2 separate regions of the Homo sapiens genome follow, and region 1 is linked to region 2. Evidence: read pairs that join two places in POLR2A ChIA-PET (ENCODE). Cell type or tissue: A673. All regions are shown on one strand.

What was found. Peaks named below come from ENCODE experiments on the same cell type or tissue, not always from the same donor. Only the 100,000 strongest peaks of a DNase experiment are listed, where the experiment ranks them.
Region 1: POLR2A ChIA-PET joins it to region 2 with 9 read pairs; 5 of 35 experiments call an interaction of 5 or more read pairs at or near these places.

Annotation. Positions count from the first base shown.
Region 1 is chr3:138,822,402-138,824,901 of GRCh38, reverse strand. All of the region lies in intron 1 of PIK3CB (phosphatidylinositol-4,5-bisphosphate 3-kinase catalytic subunit beta), which reads left to right. Among named protein-coding and RNA genes, the nearest start is that of PIK3CB, 11 kb to the left of the region's middle. In A673, no CTCF peak of the experiment used is centred here; DNase peaks (open chromatin) are centred at 661 and 971; H3K27ac peaks cover 1,251 bases.
Region 2 is chr3:138,725,493-138,727,992 of GRCh38, reverse strand. All of the region lies in intron 8 of PIK3CB (phosphatidylinositol-4,5-bisphosphate 3-kinase catalytic subunit beta), which reads left to right. Among named protein-coding and RNA genes, the nearest start is that of PIK3CB, 110 kb to the left of the region's middle. In A673, no CTCF peak of the experiment used is centred here; no DNase peak of the experiment used is centred here; H3K27ac peaks cover 568 bases.

The DNA of each region.
Region 1 (2,500 bases), 97 kb before region 2:
TTTTTTTTTGGTATTTTGTAGAGGCAGTGTTTCACCATGTTGCCCAGGCTGGTCTCAAACTCCTGAGCTCAGGTGATTTGCCTGCTTGGCCTCCCAAAGAGCTGAGATTACAGGTGTGAGTCATGGCACCCAGCCTAGGATCTTTCTTTTTGTGACCCCCCTTCTCCCCGAGAATGTATATCTCCTTCATTTCTTTTCTTTTTTTTCCGAAGTGGAGTTTTGCTCTTGTTGCCCAGGCTGGAGTGCAATGGCGTGATCTTGGCTCACTGCAACCTCCGCCTCCCGGGTTCAAGTGATTCTCCTGGTCTCAAACTCCAGCGTCAGGTGGGTCCACCTGCCTGGGCCTCCCAAAGTGTTGGGATTACAGGGATGAGCCACCGCGCCCGGCCATATCTCCTTATTTTCTTTTAATAGCTCCTCAGATATTTAGCAGATCACCTGAGGTTGACCCTTTAACTGGGAGTAGCTGGCTTACTGCTGGAATCAAGAATGTGAATCTCAACAGTCATCTCCTATATTATAGTATTGCTAGAGATAGGTCTGCAGCTCAGAATTCTCCCCAGTGTAAACCCAAGGACAGCATCCCTGGTCCTGTAGTTTGTCTTCTGGTGCTTCAGGCATTCAGGAGACCACCAGGCAAATGCTGATTTGCCCTCAAGGGAAATGCGATCCTGATTATCCATGCCTGCAGGGGGAGGATTATATGGATTAAACTAAATCCATGGGTAATCCAAAGGCTTTGTTTTAAACTACAGTTTAACCACATTCCTGACCACAGTTTTTTCTTGTATTTCTAATAACTAATTTATAATATTTACTGATTTCAAATTTATCTTCTTCTCCTGCCACTTAGAAGTAATGGCAGTTGTGAAGTTGAGAAAAGATGGAAGGAGTTAGATAACCAGCAGATGATTTGGTATTAACTGGGTGGTTTAGCTACAGTGCTTTCTAGACCATGAAGACCTGAATTCCATGAATTCCTTACCTGCTGAGTCATTGGTAACTGTCAACAAGAGCTCAAACTCCATTTTGATACATTTGTACTTTACTTGCTTAAATGAATGAGCTCTTGTGATTTAAGTAATCAGTATTTCAGATGATCAGAATTATAACCCGATTTGAAGTTTTCCTTTACTGTTTAATAAGTTAGCCTACTGATAGTTTTTTTATTTTAAAAAAATTTTTTCATTATTATTTTTTGAGACAGAGCCTCGCTCTGTCGCCAGGCTGGAGTGCAGTGGCGCCATCTCGGCTCACTGCAACCTCTGACTCCCTGGTTCAAGTGATTCTCCTGCCTCAGCCTCCCGAGTAGCTGGCATTACAGGCATGCGCCACCACGCCCAGCTAATTTTTGTATTTTTAGTAGAGACGAGGTTTCACCATGTTGCCCAGGATGGTCTCGATCTCCTGACCTCGTGATCTGCCCACCTCTACCTCCCAAAGTGCTGGGATTTCAGGCGTGAGCCACCTTGCCCGACCGTTGCTTTTTTTTTTTTCTGTAGCCAGTCTACTACTACATCTGACAAGTTACGTGTTCATAGTTATACAATAACTATTCATATTTCATTAAATAGTTGAAATATGATCACTTAAAATTGTTTATTCTTGATTTAGTATAGGCCTTGTATTTATTTATTTATTTTTTTAGGGATGGGGACTTGCTGTGTTGCCCAGCTGGCCTGTAACTCCTGGGCTCAAGCGATCCCCCCACCTCAGGCTCCAGAGTAGCTGGGACCATGGGCAGGTGTTGTATTTAGATTCTATTAAAGTCAGTGTTTTCTTGTAGCTTCATAAACCATTACAAATTGTTGCCATTGTGTTATCTGAAAAAAAATGTAGTTTGTTAACTAAAACGTTTTTCTGCAGTGATAAATATCGGCTTGAACCCAGGAGGCGGAGGCTGCAGTGAGCCGAGATCACGCCACTGCAAATATATATATATATATTTCATGTATATATATTTCGTATATATGTTTCATGTATATTTCATATATATATTTCATGTATAAATATTTCATATATATATTTCATATATATTTCGTATATATATTTCATGTATATATATTTTGTATATATATTTCATATATATATATTTGCAGTGGCGTGATCTCGGCTCACTGCAGCCTCCGCCTCCTGAGTTCAAGCCGATTCTCCTGCCTCAGCCTCCCAAGTAGCTGGGATTATAGGCGCATGCCACACGCCTGGCTGATTTTTGTATTTGTAGTAGAGATGGGGTTTCACCGTGTTGGCCAGGCTCGTCTCGAACTCCTGACCTCAGGTGATCCACCCACCTCAGCCTCCCAAAGTGTTGAGCCACCGTACCTGGCTGCAGTTACGTATTTTCTTTTTCTTTTTCTTTTATTTTTGAGACGGGGTCTCACTGTGTCGCCCAGGCTGGAGTACAGTGTCGTGAACTTGGCTGAACCTCCCAGGTTCCAGCTGTTCTCCTGCCTCAGCCTCCTGAGAAGCTGGAACTACAGGTGCATGCCACCATGCCCGG
Region 2 (2,500 bases):
GAGGTCAGGAGATCGAGACCATCCTGGCTAACACTGAAACCTGGGAGGCGGAGGTTGCAGTGAGCTGAGGTCACACCATTGCACTCCAGCCTGGGCAGCAAGAGCGAAACTCCATCTCAAAAAAACAAAACAAAACAAAACAAAAAAAGAAAGAAATTCAAAATTTATTTAATGGGTATGGTAGACAGATTTTCTGTTTCTTTTGTGTCAATTTTGGTAATTTTTGTCTTTCAGAGAATTTGTTTTGTTGTTGTTTATTGGCATAAAGTTCATAGTAGTCCCTTATGTTAGTTTTCTGTTGCTGGATAACAAAATACCATAAACTTAAAACAACATTTACTTACTAGCTCAGCAATCTAGGTGTACTTTGGCTGCACTCCTTTTTGAAAGCTCTGAAAGAGTCTGCTTCTGAACTGATTCAAGTTGTTGGCCCAGTTCTGTTCCATGTGATTGTAGGCCTGAAGTCTCCAATTCCCTGCTGGCTGTTGGCTGGGGTCTTCTCTCTGTAACTAGAGACAGCTCTCAGATCCTTGCCCTGTGGCCCTGTCTAACTTTTAAGTCTGGAAAATTTCTCACGCATCAAATTTTCTCATTCTTTGACTCTTTTGCTAGGAAGAGCTGAGTGTCTTTTAAGGGTTCAACAAATAAGTCAGTCTCACTGAGGATTCTCTGCCCTCCTTAAAGCTGACAGTATCATATAGTATAACCTAATCACAGGCGTCTAATCCATCGTATTTGCAGTCTGAGAGATCATATAGGACACATGACTCTGTATGAGGTCTATAACAGAAATCTCAAATGTTCAGTGTTGACTCACCACTCTGCCTCCCTGGCACTTGAACATCTTCCATCTCTGTGGGAGTGCTTGGAATTCTGTAGCATATAGCTTCCTGATCAATCTTTCCTTGGCCTTGTAGGGCTTTTTGTTTGTTTTTTGTTTTTTTAAAGACAGTCTTGCTCCGTCACCCAGGTTGGAGTGGAGTGGATAAACACGGCTCACTGCAGCCTTGACTTCCTGGGTTCAAGATACCCTCCTGCCTCAGACTCCTGTATATCTGGGACTACAGGCATGCACCACCACACCCAGCTAATTTTTTTTTTTTTTTGACTTTTTATAGAGACGAGATTTCACTGTGTTGTCCAGGTTGGCCTTGAACTCCTCCGCTCAAGTGATCCTTCTGCCTCAGCCTCCCAAAGTGCTGGGATTTCAGGCATGAGCCACCGAGCCTGGCTAGCCTTGTAGTGTTTTCCTCTTTCATGTGTACATCTTAATTAATATTCAGCAGAAGCCTGAACTCAGTGTTGCCTAAAGTCTAGAAGATGACATTATTTATAGCTGTTTATAGCTCTAGTGGGAAAGGGGTCTTCTAACTCTCAGAGAATGTATGAATTGTACCTCTTTTTCTCCTCTTTTTGTTTCTTTTTTCTCTTCTGCATTGCCCCGGTCTCTGAACAGTATTGTGGCAATAGCAACGGTGGTAGCAGTGGCAGTGGCAGGAGAAGCGGGGACAGGCAGAGCCTAAGACTCAGAGTTGAATGTCCGTTTCAATTATAGGAGTTGTAGATACAAGAGAATGGAGTAAGTCTCCCCTTCCCTCACCCCCCTAGTGTTTAGCATAGTTGCAGGAAGTGTGAGTGAATAAAGCCGCAGCTTTCTGGTTGGATAACAAGTAAAGGGGAACCCCAGCCTACTAAAAAATACTTGGAACATTGCAGAGTGAGATAAGCTCAGGAAAGCAACCTCTTAAAGTTATCTGTGTTTATAAGCTTATTCCTGAGCTGTGCATATGAGGATCTGCTCTTAACAGTCTACATACTTTGAGAACTGAACAGTGGCATATTCCATTAGCCAAGTCTCAAACTGGTTAATGTGTAGTGCACACATGGGACAGATGCAAATAGCCCTGCAAGAAGACTTGAAAACTGAACTGGTATCGGAACTGTAGCTCACAGAAGGCTCATGGAAACTTCCAACTGTTGAACCTAACTAACTATGGTCCCCCAAAACAAAAATATCAACATTCTCCATAGGATATAAACAAGACCCAATGTCTCATAACATAATAGACAAAATATCTGGAATACAATTCAAAATTAGTTGACACATAAAGAATGAGGAAAATCTGAAGTTGTGTGGACAATGATAGTTCAATAGACGTCAGTGACGAGATGACACAGATGTTGGAATTATCTCACAAAGACATTAAAGCAGTTATGAAAATGCTATAACAACTAAGGGCAAATCAGCAGGAGGGACTGGAGAGGGAGAAAGTTTCAGCCATTAAATAGAAGATATAAGGAAGAATCAAATGGAAAATTCAGAACTAAAAAATATAATAACTGAAATTTAAAAATACACTGAATGGACCCAATAGCAGAATGGTGATGAAAAAGGAAAGGATCAGTGAACTTAAAGATTAATCAATACAAATTTTCCAGTTTGAACAACAGAGAGAAAAATGGGAGAAAAATTCGATAGAGCCCCAGGAACCTGTGAGAA